Regions from separate parts of the Homo sapiens genome. Here region 1 is linked to region 2. A link is an interaction called in ENCODE POLR2A ChIA-PET data of the cell type or tissue named here. Cell type or tissue: GM12878. All regions are shown on one strand. Links, peaks and the distances in the headings refer to the core of each region. The heading gives the core; the rest is flanking DNA. Region 1 overlaps SUPT3H (SPT3 homolog, SAGA and STAGA complex component). Region 2 overlaps LOC101929770 (a long non-coding RNA gene).

Region 1 (16,790 bases), core at 5,132-13,131, 180 kb before region 2:
TCCTCCTCCTGGGTTCAAGTGATTCTCCTTGCCTCAACCTCCTGAGTAGCTGGGACTACAGGCGTGCACCACCACACCCAGCTAATTTTTGTATTTTTAATAGACACGGGGTTTCACTATGTTGGCCAGGGTGGTCTTGAACTCCTGACCTCAGGTGAGCCACTGTGCCCGGCCCATGTTTTGTTTTTAACTCAATAATAAACTATAGTAGATTAAAAAATAATATTTTCCCTTTCTGTATAAAATAACTATAGTATAAACAGTGTATTATGTTTAATTTTCTTTTCTTTAGAGTGGAAGGACTTGGTCATTTAAAACTATTTATATATGGTGCCCATAGGTGTTTTATTATGAAACCTTGGTGGGGAAATCTGTTTTATATGGCAAAATACTGTGGTTGAGAATGCTTTAATCCACGTGGGTCAGCAAATTCAGAAGCTATTCCTGCACTCGTCAGAGTGTTATGCTCTTTTCATTCTTCTCCTTCTAATAAATTACCAAGATACAGGAATTGTGGTCCTGCCATATGTATCTTCTTAAGTATTTGATCATAGCCATCCCTGGAATTACTGGTACATTTTAAAATAATGAGTCTGTAACTTTATAGGCTGAGGGTAAGCTGTAGCATCGGCACACTAATCTAATTCACAATTCAGTCTTTTGTTTTCATATGTATATAAGTCAGAGAGTTATTTCTCTTAAAGTCTTTTAAAATCTGATATTAATATTGACACACAAAGCTCATAATCATAAAGAATAATTTATAATAATTTAAATCATTAAAATTTATAATCTATAATTAAAATGTATAATTGGTAAATTATTTTCCAGTCCTTTACTTTCAACTTTTTATTTTATATTTGGTTTTATCTAGATTTTGTTTGTAATCAGAGAGGCTCTGTGTATTTTAATTGATTAATTTATATGGATTTAATTACTGATATTGTATATGCTGTCTTGTGTTTTAAATTTCTGTGCTTTTTAATTTGCTTTTTCTCCTCCTTTTCTATGTTGTATTAGATTGATTGGGTTTTCTTCATTTCTTTTTCCTCTGCAAGTTTGTAAGTCCTATATTCTCTTTGTACTATTTCAGTTGCTATCTTTTTTTTGATATACATCCATGACGTAAAGTTTTTAAAATTGTTAAATATTTGGCTAGGCACGGTGGCTCACGCCTGTAATCCTAGTGCTTTGGGAGACCGAGGCAGGTGGATCACCTAAGGTCAGGAGTTAGAGACCAGCCTGACCAACATGGTGAAACCCTGTCTCTACTAAAAATACAAACAAACAAACAAACAAACAAGCCAGGCGTGGTGGTGCATGCCTGTAATCCCAGCTACTTGGGAGGCCAAGGCAGGAGAGTCACTAGAACCCGGGAGGTGGAGGTTGCAGTGAGCCGAGATCGCGCCATTGCACTATCAGCCTGGGGGACAGGGTGAGACTCGTCTCAAAAAAAAAAAAAAAAAAAAACCATTGATAAGTACTTAAACTTTCCTTCTTGGCCTAATGTCATTTTTTCCTACAGCTCTGTACAAGCTTAAAAACACCCATTTTTTTTTCTTAAATGTCTTTATTTTGCCCCCATACTTAAATGATTGTTTAGTTGGGTAGGAAATGGTAAGCTGATAGTTAACTTGTTAAGACATGATTCCCTTGTCTTTTGGCCCCTGTTGTTGGTAGAAGTTTGCTGTCAGTCTACTTATTATGTATGTTTCCTGTGGAAGAAACTAAGAGAATGAAGACATTGACGCCAGGTCCCCCCTTATATGGGGAAATGAACACACTGGCCCAAGTAGTTGCCCATAAATATGTATAAAGGAAAGGAATAAGGAACTCCTGCTAGGGAAGTTTCCAGGGAAAACCATGCCCTCTGAAGAAGGCTATTTTCAATTAGGTTGAAGTTGCAAAGTAGTTTCTTCTGAGTGGAATGAGCATTCCAGAGGACCCTAAGGAAAGGACTGGGAATGGAAAGACTGTTGGGAAGGGATGGGATAGAAATCACTGAATAGTATGCAGGCATGAGAGAATGGAATATTGCAAGAAACTTAAATTTTGTTAGTGATCATTGATAAGAAAGATAAAAAGTATGTGAGATTAACCTTAAATTTCCATATGAAATTATCATGTAAAATTGCTTTTTAAGTTCAGCGCAGGCTGAAAATCCAGGTAGTATTACAATGCTAATAATCCTAGGAACTTTTGACCATTGCTCAGGATTCTGTTTGTTAGTCAATTTCCAGGTTATCGTTTCTCCTGATACGTTGGGAAGAGGGGCGAAGGAGAAGGAACTTGTTTATTCTGAGGCCCCTCTCACCTCTTGATGAAAACAAACTGTCTTAACTACAGGTATCTGTGCCTCTTTTGCTGGAACCAACAATACCTTGGAAGGGTGAGGCTCTAAAGCCATCCTTCTCCACATGACAGGGAAGGAATTAGCTCTCAAAGAATCTCCACCACTTGGTGGAACAGCAATAACCCAAGTGGTTTTTGGACTTCTATGCATGTCTTTTGATGAATAGAAAAGTTTGGACTCTACTCTTTTATTTAAAAAATACTTCATTCATTTATTCATTTCTTCTGGAAATATTTCTTGTGAGTCTGCTAATGCCAGGCAGTATTCTAGGTGCTAGGGATACAGTTGGAGATATATGGTCCTTGTCCCTGCATTCTCGGTGGTTACAATCTAGCAAGGAAGCTAATTCTGTTATGTGGATAGATCCAACTGAATATTAATAATGATCCTTTCCCTCACTTTTAAAATCAACTGTTTAGAGCACAGTCACAAAATATCTGTTTCTGTCCTAAAGATCTGTCAAGGAGATAAGTGATTAATGTACATCTCATTGATCTTGCCAAATTGCTGCCTGTTAACTTTAACTTTAGAAGTATTCCACAGATGTTAAACAAGTGTTTGTGAGCTATCGCAGCATACTAGTTAGATGGAATGTTGCATGTCAGAAAGTATTTGGAAGATTTGTTACGTTGGGGAGATAGCTTTAAGGGGGATTATCATAATTCTGCCATATTTGACAGCTTTGGGTATATGCTTCGATAGCAGGACTTAATGTTTTCCATGATTTATTTAAAAGAGAACTCTTCTGTATGTGGAATCCTGAAGATTCTATATAGAAGGATCAAAATATCATGCTTTGAGTTACTATTAAGTGTTTTATAGACCCGTGGGGCCAGATTAATCAAAAGAATAATCAGTGGATTATAAAGAAAATCTTACAGATTTCATAAAATCTTCACTATCAATCTTTCCCTCTAGGTTACTAGTTAAATGAATAATGTCTAATGAAGTCCCTATATCAAATTAGACTGCTTAGCACTGTGGCAGTGTAGAGATATTTAACTAAAGGTTACATACGCGCTTGGTTCTGTATATGCTTGGTACTATTACACATGCAGAGACATAAGGCATGGTCTTCTCCCACAAAAATTTGTAATATGGCTTAAGAAATTATAAGCATTTGTGAAAGAATATCTGATGGTATCAGTGTTCAATAAATGGCTAGAGTAGGGAAGTATACCTTTGGCCTGTATGATCAAGATTCATATGAATGAAGAAGAGTGATGGCAGAGCATTCCATGGAAGGAAAGGAGTAGGAGTAGACACACAGAGGAAAAGACTCAAGGCCAGGTGATGGTTTAATAGGGAAATATCTTAAAGGCTGCTTGGAATCAGTCTGGATGGTTTTGAGTCAGGCTTAAGAATTTAGACATCTTCATAACCGGAAAAAATGTAACCACAGGCTTAGATTAGACCAGATGTCAGTTTATTTAACTTTAAATTTACAACTTTGAGCCATTCTGGTAATAGACACTTTTTTTTTTTTATTTTTATTTTTTTTTTTTATTTTTTTTTTTTTGAGACAGTTTCGCTCTTGTTGTGCAGTGGCGCCATCTCGGCTCACTGCAACCTCCACCTTCCGGTTTCAATCAATTCTCCTGCCTCAGCCTCACGAGTAGCTGGGACTACAGGCACGCACCACCACGCCCAGCTAATTTTTTGTATTTTTAGTAGAGATGGGGTTTCACCATGTTGGCCAGGATGGTCTCCATCTCTTGACCTCGTGATCTGCCCACCTTGGCCTTCCGAAGTGCTGGGATTACAGGCGTGAGCCACCGCGCCCGACCTAGACACTTTTTTTAAACGTATTTATTTAGTAGGTTTTTTGGGGAACCGGTGGTGTTTAGTTACATGAATCTTTTTTTTTTTTGAGACGGAGTCTCGCACTCGCCCAGGCTGGAGTGCAGTGGCTCCATCTCGGCTCACTGTAAGCTCCACCTCCCAGGTTCACACCATTCTCCTGCCTCAGCCTCCCAAGTAGCTGGGACTACAGGCACCCGCTACCATGCCTGGCTAATTTTTTTTGTATTTTTAGTAGAGACGGGGTTTCACCATATTAGCCAGGATGGTCTCGATCTCCTGACCTCGTGATCGGCCCGCGTCGGCCTCCCAAAGTGCTGGGATTACAGGCGTGAGCCACCGCGCCCAGCCTACATGAATCTTTAGTAGCAATTTCTGAGGTTTTGGTGCACCCATCACCCGAGCAGTGTGTATATTGTACCCAATGTGCAGTCTTTTATCCCTCACCCCCCTCCTACCCTTTCCCCTGAGTCCCCAAATTCCACTGTATCATTCTTATGCCTTTGCGTCCTCATAGTTTAGCTCTCAGTTATAAGTGAGAGTATAGGATATTTGGGTTGCCATGAGCTGGAGGCAGGGTTAGGCATGTCTGAGCTCAGACTCTTCTTGGGCGGGGCTTGCTGTGGCTGTTGTGGGGGATGAGGGTGTGGCTTCTAGAACAAGGGAGTTACCGTTGCCAGGGGCATTATGGCTGCCTCTGTTGCCCCACGCAGGTCGCCAGGGAAGTGGGGGAAAGCCAGCAGCCGCAGGCCTCACCCAGCTCCCATGCAGCCCACAGCCCGAAAGGCCGGTCTCACTCCACCATGCCCTCTGCCCGTAACAGCACCAACTTTATTTCCAGGCAGCTGGTGAGCAGGGCTGAGAACTTTCCCCAGGCTACCGGCTTCCTAGCTGAGAAAGCAAGCCTACTCACAGTTCCTCTGCGTCCCACAGAGCCTGCAGTGGTGATCCACCTCCTTCAAGGGGTCTGTGGCTCTTGGCTTTCCTGGTATATTCCTACGGTAGTTCTTGGAGCAAAAGTTCACAGTGTGGGTCTCCACGTGCTGCTCTACCCATCCAAGTGGGAGCTGCAAGTTAATCCTGCCTGCTATGTGCCATTTTCTTCTGAGACTAGAGAATATTTTTGAAAAATATTAGCAATAGTTTCTGTATGTTTCTTTTTTCATCACAGGTTCTTTCTTGCAAGATTTTCTTTCTATATGAGTAAATTAAGGTTACATCAGACAAGAACATCTTCTGACTTCTTGTTGTAACATGAGCGGTAGCCAATGGTAAATCTGACAGTGTGAGAAGTATTAAACATTAAATGCTTTAATATACTATGTCATATAGCATAGGTGTAAAATAAAAGACCCAAATACGTAAGAGAGTTGTTGAAAACAACCATTGTGTTGCCTTATAACTGAGAGTTAAAACTTGGATTTCTTGGGGCCAGAATATCTAGACATTAATTATGCATTTTATGTGCATTATTTTTTGTGTACAATTCTGAGTATACTTTTTTAATTTTGTGATAGTAATGTGCAGTATTAAAACACTTTAAAAATTAAAATTTCTGCACTTGTTTTTTTTAAATGGCCAGCCAAAAAAGCTTCCAAATTTCGAGACTGGTTGGACTGCAGCAGTATGGAGATAAAACCCAATGTTGTCGCAATGGAAATCTTAGCATATTTAGCGTATGAAACTGTGGCACAGGTAAGAATTCTAATCTGTCATATCGGGCCACACTGGCTGGTTTTTCTTTATCTCTGCCCATGATCAATTCTTCTTCTCCCTGCTGCTCTACCAGTAATAACAGCCATGAATTCTCTCCTGTGGCATTTACATCATTTTCTAAAATTTAGTTCAGTTATGTGTCTCTGCATCCTCAATTCAAGTGGATGCTAGGATAAAAAAGAGTTCTTGTACCTTTATCTTAATGAGAAATGGAATCCCTGCATGCTTTTTCTTGACATTGAACTCAAATCCACATCTGCCTTGTTTAGAGATTATTTTTGAGCTTTGAAAAACACCTTTCTACGTATGTGAGAATTTAGGAGTACTTACCAAATTCTGGGTCTGGAATCTCGCCCTCTAAAAGACTTTCTCAAGATGTGGTCTTTAGACCACAGGCATCAGCATCTCCTTGGTTCTTGTTTAAAATGCAAATTCTGGCCAGGCGCGGTGGCTCTTGCCTGTAATCCCAACACTTTGGGAGGCCGAGGTGGGTGGATCACCTGCAGTCAGGAGTTCAAGACCAGCTTGGCCAATATGGTGAAACCACATCTCTACTAATAATACCAAAAAAAAGTTAGCCGGGCATGGTGGCGGGCACCTGTAGTCCCAGCTACTCAGGAAGGCTGAGGCAGGAGAATCATTTGAACCTAGGAGGCCGAGGTTGCAGTGAGCTGAGGTCGCACCATTGCACTCCAGCCTGGGCAACAAGAGCGAAACTCCATTTCAAAAATTAATAAAATAAAATAAAATAAGCAAATTCCTAGACTATATGCTTAAAACAGACCTACTGAATTAGAATCTCTGGACTTAAAGCCCAGAAATTTGCACTAGTGACTGTGAAATAAATTTTGAGAACTACTCTCCTAAAAAGTCAGAATATATCATGACTAGGTCCATTCACCAGTCAATGAAAGTGTGTGCTCATGTCTACAATATAGATTTTTAGGCAAGCAGGATTATCAGTAACATTCAGAATGTATTGCTTTTAGGTTTGCCACTTCAGTGGCATTCATGATTATTTCTAGCTATGTGACTTTCATTCTTCTGGTCTTCTAGTTAGTGGATCTGGCTCTTCTTGTGAGGCAAGACATGGTAACCAAGGCAGGGGACCCCTTCAGCCATGCCATTTCTGCAACCTTCATTCAGTATCACAACTCTGCTGAGGTAAGTACAAAAAAAATCTGTCTTAAAACATTTGTGAATTTTGACACATATCTGGTATTTACATTAGTGATTCTTTAATAAAGATTATGCAGGAGTGTATAACCTTCAGTCAAAGAATCTTAATACATTAGACATTCAAATAAGTATTTAATTGAGCACCTACTGTGTGCCAGGCCCTGACAGTCCACTTAAGACAATGACTTTTTTCACGTTTTTCTTGCTTCACTTAGCTTTCCTACCCCTTCATTGAAAGGGATAGTTGCAAGGCATTTCTTATTTTTATGGGAGATGAAAAACTGGTTTAGGTAATGTTGGAAAAGTCATTTATTTCTTTGTGCTTCAAAAGATAAGAGGGTTATCATTATTATTCACAAAATAATCCCTGGCATTTATTGATAACTTTCCATTTCAGTTATTGATTCATCTCTAAAAATGATTTAAAGAAGCTTGTCTTCATTCATCTTGAGTTTTTAGATTGCCCCTACTATGTGAAAATTATATTCTTTTCTGATCTGGCTTTGCTATGGGAACCGTAAAGTTTTCTTTCCAATTTTAAGGCTCTGTATAATAACTGTGCACCACTTTTAGTATACAGAATCTCCTCTGTAAACAGCATCTACCTCAAAACCAGAAATGTATTGCAGTGTCTTGAATGTATTTGCCAATATTCGACCCTTTTCACTAACAAAAACAGCAGTTTCACGTAATTCAATCGAATATCCATAGATAAGACAGCAAGAAGGTTAAGTTCGCATCTACATGTAGAGTTGTGAAGTACGTTTTGGATCAAGTTGGTTGAAATATATAACCTGAAAATGGCTAAGCTCTGTTTTATAGCCATACCTTGATTACACATTTCTACTCCTTGTTAAATATCTATAGGCAAGGATAGTGGTTCAAATCATTTCTAAGAAGTAGTTGTAATCTTCTTTAGGTCACACACCCCTTTGAGAATCTGATGAAAACTATAAACCCTTTTTCTATAAACACATTCACAAATTTTGCCTACAGTTTCAGATTGTTCAGAGACATTCTGAAGCCATTCTATGGATCCAAGGGATCTGTGAACCCTATGGACCCTAGGTTTAAATTTCTCTGCTCTAGGATACATAGAAAATATGTTAACATATATGCCCATATAGCATCTTATTACAAACAAAAGGACAATTCAACATTTTCTTATGCCCCTTGGAAAATCAAATTGGCTTGGAAACCAAATAGGGATTAAAATGTTTATGCCCATTAAAAATCCATTTTTTTCTTAGAAAAGGTCATACATCATTATCAGTCAACATACAAAAGTCCCTAAAGCTTACTTAGTTGATTAATCACTATTTGTTTTCTTTATGTTACAAACCCAAATTATGATGTCAAAAAACCCCCTTTAAAATGTCTTTGATGTTTGTTCACTTTATGAATATGTGTATAAGTATGCTTTCCATTAACATCAGACAAATTTGTTATAACATTTCTAATTGAGAAAATTTACTGTGAACACAACGGGCCTAGTTTTCTTTTAACATTCAAGTGATTGCTTGCATGCCTAGGAAAACTCTTTATTTCCCCTCTTTTCTTGGTTCTCCAGGGTGGCCAAGCTGCCCTAGGCAACTGCTCAGCAACCGCAGCCGCTGTTCCCAGCTACCCAGCAGTTGAGAGGAATATCCTATATGTGCTGGATTTCCTGGGCTCTCTGGGAGGTGGGAGCATGAGTGTCAGAGAGCCTCCTGACAAAATATGTTAGTATAAGCCTCAAACTTTTTTCTGGCTGGCAGACACCCCTCCCCTCCTGTGACTGGTAGTCAAGATGAATATTCAGAGACTGGAAGTCTTCCTTCCTGCCCTTTATCACTTGACAAAATCAGCAGCTAACATCAAGGGCCTGTACATCAAATACTATACCAAATTGAGTCCAAAGTGGGACTCTGGAGACTGATGTGATCTCTGTTCAGGGAGACAGGATATTTTGTAAAACAAATAAGCAAATAATTGAACAAACAGTTTAAGATGGCATATACTGGTTTCCAAATGAGTGACTCAGACAGAAAATACAGAAGTTTAAAAAAAAAAAAAAAAACCTTCTCTAGTTGCAGTCAAAGACTTTAGAGAGAAAGCTAAGGTTAAAAGAAAAATAGGACTATGATAAGGTAGAAGTTAGGATAATACTCTAGGACTCAAAGACAGCATAAGTACCATTTTAGAAGGAGAAAAACCCAACGCTGTTTAAAATATTCAAGGATTAAGGTTCATTAAAGAGGAATAGTAGGCATTTGGATTAGAAAATTAAGGCTCAGATTATATAGAGTCTTAGACTGCTAGAGTTAGGAAGGAATGAATTGTTGATGGTTTCTTGGCTGAAGGGTGAGGAGTTCAAAAGGGTGTTTTAAGATCCAAATGGTATAACTAACCTGCACAATGTGCACATGTACCCTAAAACTTAAAGTATAATAAAAAATAAAAAATAAATAAAAAATAATAATAATAAAAAATAAAACAAGAGGAAAAAAAAAAAAAGATCCAAATGGTAGTGCCATGTACAGTGGATTAGAATTGGAAACTCAAGATGTGGGTTAATACACAGTGCATTTTATTTTAAGGGGTATCATTCTTGAGCACTAACCATATAAGGAACTGGGCTGGTTAAGCTTGGGTTCTTACTAGATTAGCAAGTTTAATATTAATTCAAGTTAACTTTCTAGATTTTCTATGTTGCCCAGGCTGGAGTGCAGTGGCTATTCACAGGCATGATCATAGTGCACTACAGCCTTGATCTCCTGGACTCAAGCCATCTCTCTGCCTCATCCTTCCATGTAGCTGGGACTACAGGCACACCACTATGCTCGGCTATTTTTTAAAATACATTATGAAGAATTGTGGGCCAGTAGTGCAGTTGGTATGATTGATGATGAGGAAAATGTAGATTAATAATACCATACATTAAAATGATTTTGAGATTTTTATTTGCCTGTGAATTTCTTAGGAGCCAATACTGTGATGTGACTGATAAGGAATTTTTTTAGTATTGGGCATCATCCTATAGAATGGACATTGACACAGTGGAGCATGTCTAAAGGAGAGTAATGGGAAAGGGGGCAGGTGTCTGAAGAAACTGAAAAACATTTCTTGTAGTAACTGCTGGGATGAACTTGAGGTGTTTGACCATTAAAGAGAAGAGGCTATGAAAGATAAGTCTTCAACTATTTAAAAGTACTTCTCCATAAAGAAAGAACAGACTTCCTTGAACATATCAGTTTATGCATTCTCATGTTGGTGAGTATCTGGACTGTCACCAGTTTCTGAGGTATTATGAATAAACCTGCTATGAATATTACTGTACAAGTCTGGAAGGACAAATGCTTTTGTTTTTCTTAGGTAGATGGCAGTGAATGAAATTGTTGGGTCATAGAGTTAGGCATGTGTTTGGTTTTTAAAGAAACAGACTTTTTTTCCAAACAGGTTGTACCATTTTATACTTCCACCAACAGTGTATTAGAGTTCCAGTTGCTCCACAGCTTCATCAACATTTGGCATTGTCATTTTTACTTTTAGCCATTCTAGTGGATATTTTCTGATAACAGTTTAAGTGTGTATTTCTCTGATGACTGATAAGGTTGAGCACTTTTTAATGTATTGATTGGCCATTTATGTATCTTACTCTGAGAAGTGTCTCTTCAAATCCTTTGCCCATTTTTTTTTTTTTTGCAGGCAAAGGGGCTGACTTTTATTACCAGTTTGTAGTTCTTTACATATCTTGTGACAACAGTCCTGTATCAAACACATATTTTTCACATATTTTTCTCTCAGTTTGTTAGCTGAGAAATTTTAAGTTTCTGATGAAGCCTAATTTATCCAATTTTTTTCTTTTTTTTCTTTTTTTTGACAATATTCCGCTTGCATTTATTTATTTTTTTAATTTTTTGTTAATTATACTTTAAGTTCTAGGGTACATGTGCACAACCTGCAGGTTTGTTACATATGTATACATGTGCCATGTTGGTGTGCTACACCCATTAACTCGTCATTTACACTAGGTATGTCTCGTAATGCTATCCCTCCCCATTCCCCCCACCCCACAACGGGCCCTGGTGTGTGATGTTCCCCACCCTGTCTCCCAGTGTTCTCATTGTTCAAATCCCACCTATGAGTGAGAACATGCGGTGTTTGGTTTTCTGTCCTTGCGTTAGTTTGCTCAGAATGATGTTTCCAGCTTCATACATGTCTCTACAAAGGACATGAACTCATCCTTTTTTATGGCTGCATAGTATTCCATGGTGTATATGTGCCACATTTTCTTAATCCAGTCTATCATTGTTGGACATTTGGGTTGGTTCCAAGTCTTAGGTATTGAGAATAGTGCCACAATAAACATATGTGTGCATGTGTCTTTATAGCAACATAATTTATAATCCTTTGGGTATATAGCCAGTAATGGGATGGCTGGGTCAAATGGTATTTCTAGTTCTAGATTCTTGAGGAATCACCACACTGTCTTCCACAATGGTTGAACTAGTTTACAGTCCCACCAGCAGTGTAAAAGTGTTCCTATTTCTCCACATCCTCTCCAGCACCTGTTGTTTCCTGACTTTTTAATGATTGCCATTCTAAGTGGTGTGAGATGGTATCTCATTGTGGTTTTGATTTGCATTTCTCTGATGGCCAGTGATGATGAGCATTTTTCCATGTGTTTTTTGGCTGCATAAATGTCTTCTTTTGAGAAGTGTCTGTTCATATCCTTCGCCCACTTTTTGATTGGGTTGTTTGATTTTTTCTTGTAAATTTGTTTAAGTTCTTTGTAGATTCTGGATATTAGCCCTTTGTCAGATGGGTAGATTGTAAAAATTTTCTCCCATTCTGTAGGTTGCCTGTTCACTCTGATGGTAGATTCTTTTGCTGTGCAGAAGCTCTTTAGTTTAATTAGATCCCATTTGTCAATTTTGGCTTCTGTTGCCATTGCTTTTGGTGTTTCAGTCATGAAGTCCTTGCCCATGCCTATGTCCTGAATGGTATTGCCTAGGTTTTCTTCTAGGGTTTTTATGGTTTTAGGTCTAATATTTAAGTCTTTAATCCATCTTGAATTAATTTTTGTATAAGGTGTAAGGAAGGGATCTAGTTTCAGTAACCAAAACAGAATGGTACTGGTACCAAAACAGAGATATACACCAATGGAACAGAACAGAGCCCTCAGAAATAATACCACACATCCACAACCATCTGATCTTTGACAAATCTGGCAAAAACAAGAAATGGGTAAAGGATTCCCTATTTAATAAATGGTGCTGGGAAAACTGGCTAGCCATATGTAGAAAGCTGAAACTGGATCCCTTCCTTACACAATTTTTTTCTTTTATATTTATTGCCTGTGTCCTAAGAAACCTTTGGCTACTCCCATGTCATGATGATATTGTCCTGTGTTTTCTTCTAGAAGCTTTATCTCTTTGGTTTTTGTATTTAGTTCTATTAATCTGGTCAAATTAAAATCCATTTATTGTATGAGTTGAAGCCAAATCCAATTTTTACTTATGGATATCTAGTTATTGCAGAACTATTTGCTGAAAGACTCTTTTCTCCCATTGGATTGCTTGAACAATATATCTAAATGGATTTATTTTTGGAGTTTCATTTGTGTTTATTTGATTATAATGTAAGTCTTCAAACTCTGTTATTTTTTAAGCTTAATATGGACATGCTGTGTTCTTCGCATTTCTATGTAAATTTTAGAATCAACTTGTTAGTTACTGCCAAAGAAAGAAAAAGAAAAAAAAGAAAAGCCTGGTGGGATTTTGAAAGGAATTAGGCTGACTGCTTACATCAGTTTGGGATATGTTTTAGCAATACTAAGTCTCACAATCCATGAACATGGATTTTCTCTCTTTTTTATATTTATGAAATATCTCTTTTTATTACTGAAAATGCTGTACATATGAAGTCTGTTTATGTGATTGATTTAGCCATTCCAGCCATGTGATTGCTGTTTACATAATATGTTTTTCCATCCACTTCCTTTCAATATATTTGTATGTTTCTGCAGGCATACTTCAGAGATATTGCAGGTTTGTTTCCACACCACCATATTGAAGTGAATATTGCAATAAAGCGAGTCACACAAATTTTCTGCTTTCCTGGTGCATATAAAAATTATGTTTACGCTATACTGTAGTCTATAAGTCTGCAATGGCATTATGTCTAAAACATGTACATACCTTAATTTTAAAATACTTTATTTTTTAAATGCTAATTATTATCTGAGTCATTTGCATGTCATAATCTTTTTGCTGGTGGAAGGTTTTGCCTCGATGTTAATGGCTACTGATTGATCAGGGTGGTGGTTGCCGAAGGTTGGGGTAGCTGTGGCAATATCTTAAGATAGGACAACAGTGTGAAGTTTGCCACATTGATTGACTCTTCCTTTCTTGAAAGATTTCTCTGTAGCACGTGATATTGTTTGATAGCATTTACCCATAGCAGTACTTCTTTCATAATTGGAGTCAGTTCTCTCAAACCCTGACATTGCTTTATCAGCTAAGTTTATGGAACTAAGTCTAAGTCCTTTGTAGGAGTTTTTGTAGTTATTTTTAAAAATGTTCACAGCATCTTCAACAGATATAGACATCTTCTCAAGAAACCACTTTCTTGACTCATCCATAAGCAACAACTCTCACCCATTCAAGTTTTATCATGAGATTGAGCAGTTCAGTCATATCTTCAGGCTGCACTTTTAGTTCTCCTGCCATTTATACCACATCTGCAGTTACCTCCTCCACTGAAGTCTGGACCGCTCAAAGCCATTCGTGATAGCTGGAATCAGCTTCTTCCAAACTCCTGTAAATGTTGATATTTTGACCTCTTCACGTGAATCACAGATGTTCTTAATGGCATGTAGAATAATGAATCCTTTCCAGAAGATTTTCATTTACTTTCCTTGGATCCATCAGAGGAATCACTATCTATGGCAGCAATAGTCTTATGAAATATATTTCTTAAGTAATAAAACTTGAAAGTTGAAATTATTTCTTGAACTGTGCTGCAGAATGGATTTTGTTAGCTATTGTGAAGACAGTGTTCATCTTTTTGTACTTCTCCAGCAGAGCTCTTGGGTGACCAGATACATTGTCAATGAGCAGTAATTATTTTGAAAGGAATCTTTTTTTCCTGAATAGTAGGTCTCAACACTGGAATTAAAATATTCAGTAAGCCATGCTGTAAATGGATATGCTGTCATCTAGGCTTTGTTGTTCCACTTATAGAGCATAAGCAGAATAGATTTAACATAATTTTTCAGGATCCTGATTTTTAGAATGGTACATGAACACTAGCTAAAACTTAAAATCACCAGCTGCATGAGCCCCTGACAAGAGAGTCAGCTTTGAAGCTTTGAAGCCAGGCATTGATTTCTCCTCTTCTAGCTATGAATGGCCAAGATGGCATCTTCTTCTAATAGCCATTTCATCTACAATGAAAATCTGTTGTTACATGTAGCCATCTTCATCATTGATCTTAGCTTAACCTTCAGGACAACTTGCTACAGCTTCTACATCATCATTCGCTGCTTCACCTTGCACTTTTATATTATAGAGATGGCTTCTTTCCTAAATCTTATGAACCAGTCTCTGGTAGCCTCTAACTTTTCTTTTGCATGTTTCTCATCTCTCTTGGCCTTCACAGAATTAAAGAGAGTTAGCACCTTGCTCTGGATTAGGCTTTGACTTAAGGAAATGTCATGGCTAGTTTGATCTTCTATTCATCCTACTGAAACATTCTCCATATCAGCAATAAGGCTGTTTCACCTTCTTATCATTTGTGTGTTCAGTGGACCAGCATTTTTTAATTTTCTTCAAGAACTTTGCCTTGGCACTCACAGCTTGGCTATTTGGGGCAAGAGGGCTAGCTTTCATCCTGTCTTGGCTGTCAACATGCCTCCTTCACTAAGCTTAATCATTTGTAGGCTTTGATTTAAAGTGAGAGACATGCAACTCTTCCTTACATCTGAAATACTTAGGGGCCATTGTAGGGTTATTAATTGGCCTAATTTCAGTATTGTTGTGTCTCAGGGAATAGGGAGGCCTGAGAGAAGAAAGATGGAGGAACAGCTAGTCAGTGGAGTAGTCGGAACAAACACTTTTATTAAATTTGCTATCTCATATGAATACAGTTCGTGGCGCCCCAAGACAATTACAATAGTAACACTAAAGATCACAGATCACCATAACAGATAAAATAATAATGAAAATATTTGAAATATACTGTGAAAAGTACCAAAATATGACACAGAGACATAAAGTTGGACACGTATATGCTTTTGGAAAAATGGCACTGATAAGACTTGCTTGATTTAGGGTTACCATAAACCTTAAATTTGCAAAACTTACAACATCTGTGAAGCACAATAAATCAAAGTGCAATAAAGTGAGGTATGCCTGTATTGAAAGATAAATATAATATATTTAAAGTCATCTCTTATAGTCAGCAAATAATTGGGTCTTGCTTCTTTATTCCTCCTTTCTGTCTGTCTGTATCTTTTTTTCTTTTCTTTTTTTTTTTTTTTTTTTTTTTGGAGAGAGGGTCTTGCTTTGTCTCCCAGGCTGGAGTACAGTAGCATGATCATAGCTCACTGCAGCCTGAATCTCCCAGGCTCAAGCAATCCTCCCACCTCAGCTTCCTGAGTAGCTGGGACTACAGGCATGCACCACTACGCCTAGCTAATTATTGTATTTTTTTTTGTAGAGACAGGGTTTCACTGTGTTGCCCAAGCTATTCTCAAACTCCTGGGCTCAAGCGGTCCACCCACCTCAGCCTCCCAAAGTGCTTTTATAGGCATGAGCTGCTGTGCCCTCCCCCGATCTGTATCTTTTAATTGTAGTCCATAATTCTGTGATATTTGATGTATTAAGTCACGTGGTCAGATATAGGGTAACTTTTCCTATTTCTTTTCTGCTTATTTCCTCTCTTACTGTTTATCTGTTTCTCTTTCCTGTCTTCTTTTGGGTTGTGTGTTTTTTAGAAATTCCCTTTAATTTATATATTGATTTCTTTATGATATCTTTTTGCATCCTTTTTTCAGTAGTCATGGTAAGAATTACAATGTACATCCTTAAATGTTCAGTATACTTGGGAGTTATTACACTGTTTAACTCACATAAAATGTAAGACTCTTGTATATATATAGGTCCAGGTCCTTTATGCTATAATTGTCATGCATACTACATCTATATATATTATAAGCCATAATACCATAATTTTTGTCTTAAATAATCTAGTGCGTTTTAATGAAACTAAGAGAAAAAAATAGAGCTTCACTTGATCTTAGCCAAAAGGCTGAGAAGCAACTAAAAAAAAGAGCTTATTGTTTACCATTCCCATTGTTCTTTATTTCTCTTTCATAATTAGAGTTTTCTTGTATCATTTTTCTTTTCTGTTCTGCTAAATTTTGTTTAACATTTGTTGTAGTGCAAGTTAGCTAGTGATGGTTATCTTAGTTTTGATATTTCTGAAAAAGTCTTTACTTTTTCTTCATTGTTGGATGATGTTTCATTAGATACAGAATTCTGTCTCGAAAGTTTTATTTTTCAGTATTTTAATGATGTCATTCCACTTTTTTCTCTATTGTTTTTAATCATAAGTCAGTAGGTTTCTATTATCGTTTCCCTGTGTCTAATGTGTTGTTTTCTCTGGATGCTTTCAGAATTGTATTTTTACTTTTGATGTTCAGCTGTTTGGCCATGATATCCATAGACATGGTTTTCTTTGTATTTATCCTGCCGAA
Region 2 (16,790 bases), core at 3,975-11,974:
CCACAGCATAAGGAAACCTCCAGCACGGAAAATCACACACTAGCTCTGAATGCTTCCACCCAGAAGTGACACATACCACTGTGGTTCACACAGCATGTCACATGGCCAAGCTTGGCTCCAAGGGGCAGGGAAATGTAATACTTCCATGTGCCTGGAAGGAGAATTGGAAGTACTAGGTAAATGACATTTGCAGTGAGTGAATTTCCTCTGGCACTGGAAGTCAGACTGTCATAGCCCAATGGGTTCTTTCTTCCTGCTGCCCAGAAAAGACAATGCACTAGGAACAGCAGGTACTGCAGCAAAGAAAGAGCTTAATAATTGCAGGGCCAGGCAAATGAAAGGATGATAGAGACGATGTTATTTCTCAAATCTGCCTCCCTGATAATTCAGAAGCTAGACCTCAAACTATGAAATTATTACAAGAAAACATTGGGGAAAATCTTCAGGACATTAGTCTGAGCAAGAATTTCTTGAGCAATACCCCAAAAGCACAGGCAACCAAAGCAAAAATGGACAAATGTGACGATATCAAGTTAAAAAGCTTCTGCACAGCAAATGATACAATCAATAAAGTGAAGAGACAACCCATAGAGTAGGAGGAAATATGTGCAAACTACCTATCTGACAAGGGATGAATAACCAGAATATATAAGGAGCTCAACTTTACAAGAAAAAAAAATCTAATCATCCAATCAAAAAAATGGGCAAAAGATTTGAACAGACATTTCTCAAAAGAAGACATACAAATGGCAAACAGGCATATCATATTAGTCCATTTTCACACTGCCATAAAGAAATACCCAAGACGGACTGGGTAATTTATAAAGGAAAGAAGTTTAATTGACTCACAATTGCACATGGCTGAGGAGGCCTCAGGAAACTTACAATCAAGGCAGAAGGTGAAGGGGAAGCAAGCACCTTCTTCACAAGGCAGCAGGAGAGAGAACGTGTGAAGGAAGAACTGTGAAACATTTATAAAACCATCAGATCTCAAGAGGACTCATTATCATGAGAACAGCACGGGGGGAACCACTCTCATGATCCAATCACCTCCCTCCCTCGACTTGTGGGGATTACAGGTCCCTCCCTCAACACGTAGGGATTACCATTCGAGATGAGATTTGGGTGGAGACACAGAGCCAAACCATGTCACATATGAAAATGTGCTTGACTTCATTGATCATTAGAGAAATGCAAATCAAAACTATAATGAGATATCATTTCATTCCAGTTAAAATGGCATATATCTAAAAGATAGGCAATAACAAATGTTGATGAGGATGTAGAGAAAAGGGAACCTTTGTACACTTTTGGTGGGAATGCAAATTAGTACATCCACTATGGAGAACAGTTTGGAGGTTCCTTAAAAAACTAAAAATCGAGCTACCATATGATCCAGCAATCCCACTGCTGGGTATACACCAAAAAGAAAAGAAATCAGTATATCAAAGAGATATCTGCACTTCTATGTTTGCTGCAGCACTGTTTACGATAGCTAACATCTGGAAGCAACCTAAGTGTCCATCAAGAGATGAATGGATAAAGAAAATGCGGGACAGATACACAATGGAGTACTATTCAGTCATAAAAAAGAATGAGATCCTGTCATTTGCAACAACATGGATAGAACTGGAGATCATTATGTTAAGCGAAATAAGCCAGGCATAGAAAGATAAACGTCGCATGTTCTCACTTATTTGTGGGATCTAAAAATCAAAACAATTGAACTCATGGGCAGAGAGAGTAGAAGGTTAGTTACCAGAGGCTGGGAAGAATAGTGTGGAACTGGGGAGGAGTGGAGATGGTTAATGGGCATAAAAAAATGGAAAGGATGAATAAGAACTACTTTGTGCTATTTGATAGCACAACAGGGTGACTATAGTCAATAATAACCTAACTGTACATTTTAAAATAATTTAAAGAGTGCAACTAGATTGTTTGTAACTCGAAGGATAAATGCTTGAGGGAATGATTACTCTATTCTCCATGATGTGCTTATTTCACATTGCATGCCTGTATCAAAACATCTCACGTACCCCTTAAATATATAGACCTACTATATACCATGAAATTTTTTAAATGAAAAAATGTAAATAAATAAATAAATAAATCCAGAGGCTAGGGTTTTTAAGAGTACTTTGGTGAGCAGGATACTGGAGAAATGAAACAATTGATTGGCTTAGGATGAAATCACAGGGGTGTCTAAACTGTCTTCATGCAGCTGAGTCAGTTCTTGGTGGCAGGGTGTAGGGAGGGGGGTCTCAGGACCAGGTGGCATCTTTTGGTTTACCAAAATGCTAAATCTGAAAAAATATCTCAAAGATCAGTTCTTTAGGTTTCACAATAGTGATGTCATGTATAGGAGTAGTTGGGGGAAGTTATAAATCTTGCAATCTTTGATTATGTGATGGTGGGGTAGTAAGCAATTTATAGAAAAGCAAACTAAGCAATGGCAGGTTACTATTTATGCTGATTCCTTAACAAAGTTCAAGCCTCCACCATAGTTCTAGCCTTGTCATATGAATGTAGCTTCAATCTCTGGACAAGGAGAGGATCAGTTTTCCTTGCTTCAAACTTTACCTGTGAACTAAAGTCCTCTCATCGTTATCTTGGCCTCAACACTAGAATAAGCAAAAAAACAAAAACAAAACAATAATTTAGCCTGTGAGGTTAGAAGTAACCTCTAACCTCAGTCAGTCATGTTAGATTTCCCTCATTACTTATAATTTTGCGAAGGCAGTTTCAAGACCAGCTTCCAAAAAATGGCATTTGCTTACCTTAAAGAAGGTGCAGAGAAGGGTAGCTTCAATCAAGGTGAAGCAGAGAAGGCAAAAGGAAGCCTGAATATGAGGCTGTTCCCTCAGGCTGCAAGATGAGGCTGTAAAGGAAAGGGGCTGAGACTTAAAGCTGGGAAGGGTGCCCTCCAGAAGAGGACACCCAGGACTTGTGTCCCCATCCCCCTGACCCCCAAGTCTAAGATGAAAGATTCTGCTGGGTGAGGCTGCAGAGTTGAGTTCTGGCAAATAAAAGGAAGGCTGATCTCCTAGGTGGGAAAGTATGGAGCGTGTACTCCCAGCTGGGGTGCTCATGGATGACCTGCATCATTTCTTTAGTAACATAAAGGAGGCCTGTGAATCAGGAAGCTACAGATGTTCCAAAATGTCCCTAACCTCTTGAGGGTGACGTCATCACAGCTCCCAGACATGTTTCTCCTTACTTGGGCCCTGGCCCTGACAGAGGGGGACCTAGGGCTGACCTGGATGGCAATTGTGGAAATAAATGGAATTTATTAAAACTCTCTATTATACGCTGTTCTTAAAGAAATCAAACACTAGCTTTAAAGAAATGTAGTTTTATTTTTTTTCTACGGACAAACAGTATAATCTGAAACAAGCTATTGGCAAGTAGGGGCTTTAGAGCTTCCTTTGGTGCCACAAAGAAGAATGAAGTGGAATTAGCACATCAATTGGTTACAGGTGAAAAATGGGTCTAAAGTATTTAAAAGCTGTTTGTTCTCCTAAGGCAGTTAAGCATTCCCCTCCTCCCTGCCTTCCTTTTTTTTTTCCCTTCTGAGCTCTTCCTGCAGTTAGTAAAGAGGGCAAGCTCTGGCCTGGCCTCTGGCCCAATTATTGCCACTTCCCTGCCTGTGGATTCTCCTCAGCAGAGGTTTTGCCTGCTAATAAGTATCATTTTCTCTAGGCTGGCTTTTACACTTGCCCAGAACTGTCTGAAACTGTAGGCTGCTTCTGTAATCAGCAGCAAAGACAGATGTCTGAGGCTTCTGGTCTTGACTTTTTTTTATTTAAGTTTTCCTACTTATTTGTAAAATTTTATTATATATTAAGGATATTAAACATACAGGTTTGTTACAGAGGTATACACGTGCCACGGTGGTTTGCTGCACCTATCAACCCGTCTCCTGCATTAGGTATTTCTCCTAATGCTATCCCTCCCCTGGCTCCCCACCCCTTCACAGGCCCTGGTGTGTGATATTCCCTTCCCTGTGTCTATGTGTTCTCATTGTTCAACTCCCACTTATGAGTGAGAATATGCAGTGTTTGGTTTTCTGTTCTTGCGTTAGTTTGCTGAGAATGATGGTTTCCAGCTTCATCCATGTCCCTACAAAGGACATGACCTCATCCTTTTTTATGGCTGCACAGAATTCCATGGTGTAGATGTGCCACATTTTCTTTATCCAGCCTATCATTGATGGGCATTTGGGTTGGTTCCAAGTCTTTGCTACTGTGAACAGTGCTGCAATAAACATACGTGTGCATGTGTCTTTATAGCAGAATAATTTATAATCCTTTGGGTATATACCCAGTAATGGGATTGCTGGGTCAAATGGTATTTCTGGTTCTAGATCCTTGAGGAATTGCCACACTGTCTTCCACAATGGTTGAACTAATGTATACTCCCACCAACATTGTAAAAGGGTTCCTATTTCTCCACATCCTCCCCAGCATCTATTGTTTCCTGACTTTGTAATGATCGCCATTCTAACTGGCATGAGATGGTATCTCATTGTGGTTTTGATTTGCATTTCTCTAATGAACAGTGATGATGAGCTTTTTTTCATGAGTTTGTTGGCCACAAAAATGTCTTTTTTTCAGAAGCGACTGTTCATATCCTTCACCCACTTGTTGATGGGGTTGTTTTTTTCTTGTAAATTTAAGTTCTTTGTAGATTCTGGATATTAGCCCTTTGTCAGATGGATAGATTTCAAAAATTTTCTCCCATTCTGTAGGTTGCCTGTTCACTCTGACGGTAGTTTCTTTTGCTGTGCAGAAGCTCTTTAGTTTAATTAGATCCCATTTGTCAATTTTGGCTTTGGTTGCCATTGCTTTTGGTGTTTTAGTCACGAAATCTTTGCCCATGCCTATGTCCTGAATGGCATTGCCTAGGTTTTCTTCTAGAGTTTTTATGGTTTTAGGTCTTACGTTTAAGTCTTTAATCCATCTTGAGTTAATTTTTGTATAAGGTGTAATGAAGGGATCCAGTTTCAGCTTTCTGCATATGGCTAACCAGTTTTCCCAACACCACTTGTTAAATAGGGAACCCTTTCCCCACTGCTTGTTTTTGTCAGGTTTGTCAAAGATCAGATGGTTGTAGATGTGTGGCATTATTTCTGTTCTGTTCCATTGGTCTACATATCTGTTTTGGTACCAGTACCATGCTGTTTTGTTTACTGTAGCCTTGTAGTATAGTTTGAAGTCAGGTAGCGTGATGCCTCCAGCTTTGTTACCAATATCGTGAAAATGGCCACACTGCCCAAAGTAATTTATAGATTCAATGCTATCCCCATCAAGCTACCATTGACTTTGTTTACAGAATTAGAAAAAACTACTTTAAATTTCATATGGAACCAAAAAAAGAGCCCATAAAGCCAAGACAATCCTAAGCAAAATGAACAAAGCTGGTCTTGATTTTTCAGAAAATTTAAGCATCACATCCATGTGGAGGAAACCCTTCCTGTCTGACAGATGTGAGAGAAAAACAAAAAACAAAAAAAAAAAGAACTTTTATCTGGGGAATGTGAGTCCTTTTAAACTATCAGACCCAGAGAGACATTAAAATGAGGCAGCAATCACATCCTACTCCCTCCCTTTTGAGACTTGTATTTATCTCTTGAAACTGCTTGCTACTGCCACAGCTATAAACTAACCTAATAATGCTGCTCCAGGCACTATAACCCACACCCTATAGCTTAACAATGTATAGTCAATCTATAGGTTGTTATTTTTAATGTACAGTCTTGGTAAACAACTTGTTACAGTAGGTAGTCAGGCAGATATGAGCAGGGCAGGAGAGCTTGCCCATCACAACAAGGAAGGTCAGGCGACCATCAGGTGACGGCCAGGCAGTTGTTAACTGTCTCTCTAAAATAACAATTGGTCGCAGTCAGTGCCAGGGAAAAGCAGACTCCCTATAGATTTTTAAAAAAAAACAAAACCTGAAACTGGTGATCAGCAGCTTCCTGATAAGATTTCAGGAGTTGGAAGAGTGGGCTCACACATGCGCACTAAGAGGCAAAATGATGGCGTTTAACAGGTATATGACCCTCCGTGGACATTCCACCAGCGAGGGAAAAAAATGTCTCAAGTGAGCATGTGTACAACTCCAGTACACACACTGTGCATGCTCACCTCCCAAGTGCTAGCAGGCCACTGTGCATGCAGACAACAGACCCCAAGGGAAAAATCAGGGGAGAAAGGATGCAAGACCCTGGAAGTAGGCCAATGTATAAAACCCCAAGGCAAAGGTCAAGCTGACTACTTGCCCTTCAAGTCGCCCACTTGGACCTCTTCCAAGTGTACTTTCCTTCATTCCTGTTCTAAAGCTTTTTAATAAACTTTCGCTCCTGCTCTAAAACTTGCTTCGGTCTCTTCTTCTGCCATATGCCCCTCAGTTGAATTCTTTCTTCTGAGAAGGCAAAAATTGAGGTTGCTGCAGACCCATATGGATTCACCGCCAGTAACTCAGATGCCTGCCACCGGTAACAAACTCAGAAATGGACTCTTCTTTCCCTTCAACAGTGTACTTGTAACTGCTGCCAACTGGAGAGTATATTTGGGACAACTTGAATCAATGCTCCTGGGTTGTAATCTTCAAGCTGGGCCCAAATAAACTTTCTACTTTTATTAATTTTGCCTCAGCTTCTTCCTTTTAGGTCAACATGTCTAGCATAAATCAGCAGGACTCAGAGTGACTCCCCGGGACCCCAACCGCTTGGTGTTTCTCTCAGAAAGCAGCGCTCGGTACCAGCATAAACAGTCTGTCTTCAGAAGTCCCGTTGGGTGTTTCAGATGAGTTTTCCTGAATTCAGACCTCCCACTCTTTGGTTAAAGGTCTAGACTTTCTTTGGACCGTTTTTCAAACTCTTTCTTGAAGAGTGAGGGCTTCAGTCTTTGGACAGGAGATTCTGGTGGAGAGCTCTGTGGGGAACTGCCTTTTTTCCCACTTCTGTCTCACAGCAGAAGTTCGGGTCAAGGTTTTTCCACCTCTGCCTCAGGACCAGAGGTTTGAGTCAAGGTTTTTCTGCCTGCCTCACAGCAGAGACTCAGGGCAAAAGGCTGGCAGTTAGGCACTGGTGGTTTCATTTTACATAGTATGCTTTTAAGATTGTGGCTGTTTTCTATCTCTTGAAAATTCAGGGTTAGCCTTTCATTTGTGACTGGTTCCTGTTTGTTACTAAGTGAAAAGTGTACCCCCGTTTTGCTCTTCCAGACTCTTATAAGGGTCTGGCCCCACATACTTTTAGCATTCTGCTGCCACCTGGCAGTTAGACACACTCAGAGATTCATCACACTTTGACCCTAAACACATTCCCAGCCTCACTTTTGAAAAATTCCTAAATGATGGGAAATCAAGCTTCAAAATCTCAATGCTCCTTTTAAAAACACCAGCTGGATTTATGTAGAACACTTATAGGGTGCCCTCTTGTAGATATCCAGGAACGTGGACCCACCTAACCTGGGATGGTCATAAGCAGCAATGACCAAAAATGAAGGCCTTTAAAAATACCAAAAACAGGCCAGGTACAGTGGTTCACGCCTGTAATCCCAGCACTTTAGGAGGCCAAGGCAGGTGGATCACGAGGTCAGGAGATCAAGAACATCCTGGCCAACATGGTGAAACCCCATCTCTGCTAAAAATAGAAAAATTAGCCAGGTATGGTGGCACGCACCTGTAGTCCAGCTACTCAGGAGGCTGAGGCAGGAGAATTGCTTGAACCCAGGATGCAGAGGTTTCAGTGAGCCGAGATCGTGCCACTGCACTCCAGCCTAGGCAACAGAGCGAGACTCCGTCTCAAAAAAAAAAAAAATTATTTCTGTGAACAATTAGGAACAGCTGGTTTTAGAACCAGATAAATTGAATAGGAGACTTATTTCCAATACACCTTAAAACCTCTAAAAGAAACTCTAACAGAAAAAAATTGCCTCTTCCATTCAACAGGTAAACAAAGGAATATTTGAAACTATTAAAATAGACTTCACAGGCTTTCTCCCTTTCACCTCTCACTGCTCCTTCAGATGAGCCCTGTGATCTACTCATCCCTTTCTGCTTGTTCCCTCAACTCCCATACACCTTTTAGCCAGAGATATTCTGGAATTTTACAGTGTACACATTTCCTTCTCTCAGAGGGGAAAATGAATTTAAATTTAGAACAGAAGGAACAAATGGAGCAACTGCAGGATGGAAATAAAACTACTGTGATTATAAAAATGCAGATCTAACAACTGTCCTAAACCAAGACTAATAAATACACTGATTTTCTGACCCAATATCAAACAATACCCTTTAAACTTTATCGTGTCTTTGAAATGCTAACATCCAGAAAATTAGCAAAGCAGCAGTCCAACTCAAATCAGATCAGAAATAAGTTAAAATCCTTTAAACACTCAAACTTCCTGCTTTGGATCCCCTGCAGGATTGACACACAAAAAAGCACTCCACCCTGTAGTCTAGTGGCCAGGGTGGCCCAGGTTCAATCCCTGGTCAGGGAAATAGTCCGATTTGTTTAAAATTATTTGCATGATTCATGACCTTTTGGGATACTCATTTGTTACTGGTCCTTTTCCCTTTCCGTGGAGAGCTTTTGGGCTCCCTTCTTTTTCCATTTGTGGGGCATATGGGGCTTCGGGTCCTTGTGCACAGGTGCTAGGCTGAAAGGCTGAGATCCAAGAAAACATGGCCAGACAGAAATGTGAGTTTACTCCATTTGCAGCTAGCAAAACCTTCCTTTCTTTGAGCTGTCTTTGGGGTAGTTCTGGATCTTGTGAGGACTGCTTTGAACTTCTTTGGAGATACTTCACGAAACCAACAAAGATCAAAAGACACAAAGAAGGCCATTACATAATGGTAAAGGGATGAATTCAAAAAGAAGAGCTAACTATCCTAAATATATATGCACCCAATACAGGAGCACCCAGATTCATAAAGCAAGTCCTTAGAGACTTACAAAGAGACTTAGACTCCCACACAATAATAATGGGAGACTTTAACACCCCACTGTCAATATTAGACAGATCAATGAGACAGAAGGTTAACAAGGATATCCAGAAACTGAACTCAGCTCTGCACCAAGCAGACCTAATAGACATCTACAGAACTCTCCACCCCAAATCAACAGAATATACATTCTTCTCAGCACCACATCGCACTTATTCCAAAATTGACCACATAGTTGGAAGTAAAGCACTCCTCAGCAAATGTAAAAGAACAGAAATCACAACAAACTGTCTCTCAGACCACAGTGCAATCAAATTAGAAGTGAGGATTAAAAAACTCACTCAAAACCGTTCAACTACATAGAAACTGAAAAACCTGCTCCTGAATGACTACTGGGTACATAACAAAGTGAAGGCAGAAATAAAGATGTTCTTTGAAACTAATGAGGACAAAGACACAACGTATCAGAATCTCTGGTACACATTTAAAGCAGTGTGTAGAGGGAAATTTATAGCACTAAATGCTCACAACAGAAAGCAGGAAAGATCTAAAATTGACACCCTAACATCACAATTAAAAGAACTAGATAAGCAAGAGCAAACAAATTCAAAAGCTAGCAAAAGGCAAGAAATAACTAAGATCAGAGCAGAACTGAAAGAGATAGAGACACAAAAACCCTTCAAAAAAAATCAATGAATCTAGGAGCTGTTTCTTGAAAAGATCAACAAAATTGACAGACCACTCTCAAGACTAATAAAGAAGAAAAGAGAAGAATCAAATAGACACAATCAAAAATGATAAAGGGGGTATCACCACCGATCCCACAGAAATACAAACTACTATCAGAGAATACTATAAACACCTCTATGCAAATAAATTAGAAAATATAAAAGAAATGGATAAATTCCTGGACACATACACCCTCCCAAGACTAAACCAGGAAGAAGTTGAATCCCTGAATACACCAATAACAGGCTCTGAAATGGAGACAATAATTAATAGTCTACCAACCAAAAAAAGTCCAGGACCAGATGGATTCACAGCCAAATTCTACCAGAGGTACAAAGAGGAGCTGGTACCATTCCTTCTGAAACTATTCCAATCAATAGAAAAAGAAGGAATCCTCCCTAACTCATTTTATGAGGCCAGAATCATCCTGATACCAAAGCCTGGCAGAGATACAACAAAAAAAAGAGAATTTTAGACCAATATCCCTGATGAACATTGATGCGAAAATCCTCAATAAAATACTGGCAAACCAAATCTAGCAGCACATCAAAAAGCTTATCCACCATGATCAAGTCAGCTTCATCCCTGGGATGGAAGGCTGGTTCAACATACACGAATCAATAGACGTAATCCATCACATAAACAGAACCAATGACAAAAACCTCATGATTATCTCAATAGAGGCAGAAAAGGCCTTCGATAAATTCAACAGCCCTTCATGCTAAAAAAAACTCTTCAATAAACTAGGTATCGATGGAACGTATCTCAAAATAATGACAGCTATTTATGACAAACCCACAGACAATATCATACTGAATGGGCAAAAACTGGAAGCATTCCCTTTGAAAACTGGCACAAGACAGGGATGCCCTCTCTCACCACTCCTGTTCAACATGGTGTTGGAAGTTCTGGCCAGGACAATCAGGCAAGAGAAATAAATAAGGGGTATTCAATTAGGAAATGAGGAAGTCAAATTGTCCCTGTTTGCAGATGACATGATTGTATATTTAGAAAACCCCACCGTCTCAGCCCAAAATCTCCTTAAGCTGATAAGCAACTCAGCAAAGTCTCAGGATACAAAGTCAATGTGCAAAAATCACAAGCATTCCTATACACCATTAACAGACAAACAGAGAGCCAAATCATGAGTGAACTCCCATTCACAATTGCTACAAAGAGAATAAAATGCCTAGGTATACAACTTACAAGGGATATGAAGGACCTCTTCAGGAGAACTACAAACCACTGCTCAATGAAATAAAAGAGGACACAAACAAATGGAAGAATATTCCATGCTCATGGAGAGGAAGAATCAATATCGTGAAAGTGGCCATACTGCCTAAAATAATTTATAGATTCAATGCCATCCCCATCAAGCTACCAATGATTTTCTTCACAGAATTGGAAAAAAAACTACTTCAAAGTTCTTATGGAACCAAAAAAAGAGCCCACATAGCCAAGACAATCCTAAGTAAAAGAACAAAGCTGGAGGCATCATGCTACCTGACTTCAAACTATATTACAAGGTTCCAGTAACCAAAACAGCATGGTACTGGTACCAAAACAGAGATATAGACAAATGGAACAGAACAGAGGCCTCAGAAATAACACCACACATTTACAACTATCTGATCTTTGACAAACATGACAAAAACAAGAAATGGGGAAAGTATTCCCTATTTAATAAATGGTGCTGGGAAAACTGGCTAGCCATATGTAGAAAGCTGAAACTGGATCCCTTCCTTACAACTTGTACAAAAATTAATTCAAGATGGATTAAAGACTTAAATGTTAGACCTAAAACCATAAAAACCCTAGAAGAAAACCTAGGCAATACCATTCAGGACATAGGCATGGGCAAGAACTTCATGACAAAAACACCGAAAGCAATGGCAACAAAAGCCAAAATAGACTAATGGGATCTAATTAAACTAAAGAGCTTCTGCACAGCAAAAGAAACTACCATCACAGTGAACAGGTGACCTACAGAATGGGAGAAAATTTTTGCAATCTACCCATCTGACAAAGGGCTAATATCCAGAATCTAAAAAGAACTCAAATTTACAAGAAAAAAACAACCCCATCAAAAAGTGGGCAAAGGATATAAACATACACTTCTCAAAAGAAGACATCTATGCAGGCAAAAGACACATGAAAAAATGCTCATCATCATTGGTCATCAGAGACATGCAAATCAAAACCACAATGAGATACCATCTCACACCAGTTAGAATGGCAATCATTAAAAAGTCAGGAAACAACAGATGCTGTAGAGGATGTGGAGAAATAGGAATGCTTTTACATTGTTGGTGGGAGTGTAAATTAGTTCAACCATTGTGGAAGACAGTGTGGCGATTCCTCAAGGATCTAGAACTAGAATTACCATTTGACCCAGCCATCCCATTACTGGGTATGTACCCAAAGGATTATAAATCATACTACTATAAAGACACATGCACACGTATGTTTGTTGCGGCACTGTTCTCTATAGCAAAGACTTGGAACCAACCCAAATGTCCATCAATGATAGACTGGATTAAAGAAATGTGGCACATATACACTATGGAATACTAGGCAACCATAAAAAAGGATGAGTTCATGTCCTTTGCAGGGAGATGGATGAAGCTAGATGAAGCTGGAAACCATCATTCTCAGCAAACTATCACAAGGACAGAAAACCAAACACTGCATGTTCTCACTCATAGGTGGGAACTGAACAATGAGATCACTTGGACACAGGGTGGGGAACATCACACACCAGGGCCTACTGGGGGAGGAATAGCATTAGGAGAAATACCTAATGTAAATGATGAGTTGATGGATGCAGCAAACCAACATGGCACATGCATACCTATGTATCAAACCTGCATGTTGTGCACATGTACCCTTGAACTTAAATTAAAAAAAAAAAGTCATACCTTGGTTAAGCCTTATTGGTTTTGGTGAGTCACTTGGGAGGTTGCCTTTGGTTAAAACAAAAGTTCAAATGCCAGGAATACCAGCTATTTTTCCTGGCTAAAATCTGATAATAAGAGGTATGCAAAGACTTTTTTTTTTTAAGCTCTATGGTTAAAGTCAGCTTAATTAAAAGCTGATATACAAGTTCCTCCTTTCTCTTTGTTGTCTTTGGTCGCACATGAAAGAATCTAGAAGAGACTTCTAATGACTCAAATTCCCTTAAGGCACACAGAAAAGAGTACCACTAACCCTCTTTTTGGGGTATTCTGTCTTCCTGTGGAGTCTGAAGAGTCATGGACGAGTTCCTCTCAGGTCTAAAACTCTGCTTTCTTTTGTATTGTATTACCTGATCTCTTTGGCTTTGAGGGGTACCAGAGATTTCTCTGTACTGTGAGAGAGCACTTGACCTTTGTATGTGTGATGGCTGCTGAGTCAATGGCAAGAGCTGCAGTTTTGGAGGTAGCTGACAGCAGCTGTTTAAAATGAATGGTTATTTTCTAAAAACTTTAAAATTTTTATTTTTGCTTTCTTTTTTCTCTTCCTTACTTTAGGAAGTATAATGAATGGTTACTATTAGAGAGGGCTACTCATTTCTTTGCATGTTTAGATTTAAAAGGCATGATTTAAACACTTAAAGAAATGTGTTTCTAGTAAAGTGCACTGTGAAAGCATTGCGTGGCTCAGTCCCATGGCATTCTCCTCTTTCTGGGAACTCAGGATAAAGTGTAAAAGTGGAGTCCTTGATTTTTAAATATCTAGATGTTCTGCCTCCCAACTGCACCTGCTTTTCACATAAATTATTAGGCCATTAAAAATTACAAATGCTTTGTTGGTCATGTTTCTTAATGGGCTCTGCCCTGAACATAGCAGTCCAGTTGGAAAACAGGCTAAATTAAAAGCTACTTATCTAAATAAAATTGGTCTCCTTATAAAATGCTATGGCATTTTCCTATCATTTGTGTTACCTTGGCATCCATTTTAAATCTTTCTCTAACACACCCAAACTCCTTCTTGAAAGAAGCCAAATTCTCTCTGTCTCTCTCTCTCTGATTTGAGAAGTAAATTTGCTATCATGTTTTCTCTAAAACTCCGTAAGGGCTTCAGCCCTGTGAGAGAGATAAACTTTAACCTTTTTCATTCACAAAGACACAGTTTGAATCCCACCATCCTTTCAAGCTAGTGACTTTTACAGGTCTCATGGTTAAGAGTTTTAAATCAAAGCTATAATGTCTTTATTTGTGCCTGTCTGTATTATGTGTACATATATACATGGCTGTTTGTATATTGGTTGTGATACCATTGACTTATAAATAAATGAGGGCTCATAAGTTAAATAACCCAAATGCTTTTCAGGTCCCTGTGACTTTAGTACTCTTTGGTAAATAAAGATAGTTTTTAAATTGTTGATAAAATAATAGAAATGTCTTCAGAATTTTAGACATTTTTGCCTGGGTCTACTGATCAGATCTGTTTATAATGTCTCTACTAGATATTTTAAAGTCATAAAGCTGTTGCTTTTATGATATTTTTGACACTTGCTTAATTTGTCTGTGAGCTTATGTCTTTGAATTTGGGCCTTTAAATCCTGTGGTATAGATAGTGGCCATGGTGAGGCCTTGGGACAGTGCCTGGGCTGCATCCTCCCTGGGTCAGCTATGCCTCTTGACCATGCTGGAAAGGCTGCATCCAACCTTTGTCCTGGGATCTGCATCTGACACATAAGTAAAATCGGTTCCTAGGTTTTTCACTGAAAATCAGGGTTACTAAGAGTTCACACTGGAATTAATATATGCAATTAAAACTACTAAGTATAAGACAAACAATTCTACATACAGAGTATATAAAGAAAGTAAGATGCAAAAAGAGTTTTTAAAAAGAATAATTTTTTTCCTTTTACATGAGAGAACTTTGTGTGGTCAAAACAAGAGGGCAAGGAAAGTAAATTTTCACCTAAGGTAGAATGCCAATATAAAAAGGGGATATACAACACAAAACTGAAGGTTTAAGCAAGTTGTAGAAGGCCTGTAGAAGATTAATCTCATGAAAAGAATTTTATGTGTGATTAAGTTGGCTAAATTAGAAGGGGATTATTTTTCCTAAAAATGGAGCATATCAAAAATACACTGATGCAGGGCCAGAGTTAGGCCCCTGGGTCAAAATAACAGGGTTTTCTTGGAGCACTGATCTGTTCTTTAATAGAAAATTGTAAAGGTTAAAAGGTTTACAGAAATCTTGTGCAGTCAAAACTGAGATTGAAAGATGGCCGAATAGGAACAGCTCCGGTCTACAGCTCCCAGCATGAGCAACGCAGAAGACGGGTGATTTCTGCATTTCCATCTGAGGTACTGGGTTCATCTCACTAGGGAGTGCCAGACAGTGGGCGCAGGTCAGTGTGTGCGCGCACCGTGCGTGAGCAGAAGCAGGGCGAGGCATTGCCTCACTTGGGAAGCGCAAGGGGTCAGGGAGTTCCCTTTCTGAGTCAAAGAAAGGGGTGATTGACAGCACCTGGAAAATCGGGTCACTCCCACCCGAATACTGTGCTTTTCCGATGGGCTTAAAAAATGGCGCAACACGAGATTATATCCCGCACCTGGCTCAGAGGGTCCTATGCCCACGGAGTCTTGCTGATTGCTAGCACAGCAGTCTGAGATCAAACTGCAAGGCAGCAGCGAGGCTGGGGGAGGGGCGCCCGCCATTGCCCAGGCATGATTAGGTAAACAAAGCTGCCAGGAAGCTCGAACTGGGTGGAGCCCACCACAGCTCAAGGAGGCCTGCCTGCCTATGTAGGCTCCACCTCTGGGGGCAGGGCACAGACAAACAAAAAGACAGCAGTAACCTCTGCAGACTTAAATGTCCCTGTCGGACAGCTTTGAAGAGAGCAGTGGTTCTCCCAGCACACGGCTGGAGATCTGAGAACGGGCAGACTGCCTCCTCAAGTGGGTCCCTGACCCCTGAACCCCGAGCAGCCTAACTGGGAGGCACCCCCCAGCAGGGGCACACTGACACCTCACATGGCAGGGTGTCACTCCAACAGACCTGCAGCTGAGGGTCCTGTCTGTTAGAAGGAAAACTAACAAACAGAAAGGACATCCACACCAAAAACCCATCTGTACACCACCATCATCAAAGACCAAAAGTAGATAAAACCACAAAGATGGGGAAAAAACAGAACAGAAAAACTGGAAACTCTAAAAAGCAGAGCGCCTCTCCTCCTCCAAAGGAACGCAGTTCCTCACCAGCAACGGAACAAAGCTGGATGGAGAATGACTTTGACGAGCTGAGAGAAGAAGGCTTCAGACGATCAAATTACTCTCAGCTACAGGAGGAAATTCAAACCAAAGGCAAAGAAGTTGAAAACTTTGAAAAAAATTTAGAAGAATGTATAACTAGAATAACCAATACAGAAAAGTGCTTAAAGGAGCTGATGGAGCTGAAAACCAAGGCTCGAGAACTACGTGAAGAATGCAGAAGCCTCAGGAGCCGATGCGATCAACTGGAAGAAAGGGTATCAGCAATGGAAGATGAAATGAATGAAATGAAGCGAGAAGGGAAGTTTAGAGAAAAAAGAATAAAAAGAAATGAGCAAAGCCTCCAAGAAATATGGGACTATGTGAAAAGACCAAATCTACGTCTGATTGGTGTACCTGAAAGTGACAGGGAGAATGGAACCAAGTTGGAAAACACTCTGCAAGATATTATCCAGGAGAACTTCCCCAATCTAGCAAGGCAGGCCAACGTTCAGATTCAGGAAATACAGAGAACACCACAAAGATACTCCTCAAGAAGAGCAACTCCAAGACACATAATTGTCAGATTCACCAAAGTTGAAATGAAGGAAAAAATGTTAAGGGCAGCCAGAGAGAAAGGTCGGGTTACCCTCAAAGGGAAGCCCATCAGACTAACAGCTGATCTCTTGCCAGAAACCCTACAAGCCAGAAGAGAGTGGGGGCCAATATTCGACATTCTTAAAGAAAAGAATTTTCAACCCAGAATTTCATATCCAGCCAAACTAAGATTCATAAGTGAAGGAGAAATAAAATACTTTACAGACAAGCAAATGCTGAGAGATTTTGTCACCACCAGGCCTGCCTTAAAAGAGCTCCTGAAGGAAGCACTAAACAGGGAAAGGGACAACCAGTACCAGCCACTGC

The links. ChIA-PET counts read pairs that join two places held together with the same protein. Peaks named below come from ENCODE experiments on the same cell type or tissue, not always from the same donor. Only the 100,000 strongest peaks of a DNase experiment are listed, where the experiment ranks them.
Region 1: POLR2A ChIA-PET joins it to region 2 with 6 read pairs; 2 of 35 experiments call an interaction of 5 or more read pairs at or near these places.

The regions. Positions count from the first base shown.
Region 1 is chr6:44,943,553-44,960,342 of GRCh38, reverse strand. SUPT3H (SPT3 homolog, SAGA and STAGA complex component) reads left to right here. Exons shown (of 11, transcript NM_003599.4): 8 at 5,736-5,848; 9 at 6,926-7,033. Among named protein-coding and RNA genes, the nearest start is that of MIR586, 250 kb to the left of the region's middle. In GM12878, for the core only: no CTCF peak of the experiment used is centred there; no DNase peak of the experiment used is centred there.
Region 2 is chr6:44,758,607-44,775,396 of GRCh38, reverse strand. LOC101929770 (a long non-coding RNA gene) reads right to left here. Exons shown (of 3, transcript XR_926855.3): 2 at 2,778-2,878. Among named protein-coding and RNA genes, the nearest start is that of MIR4642, 330 kb to the right of the region's middle. RefSeq lists enhancers at 3,126-3,745, 15,180-15,771. In GM12878, for the core only: no CTCF peak of the experiment used is centred there; a DNase peak (open chromatin) is centred at 7,226.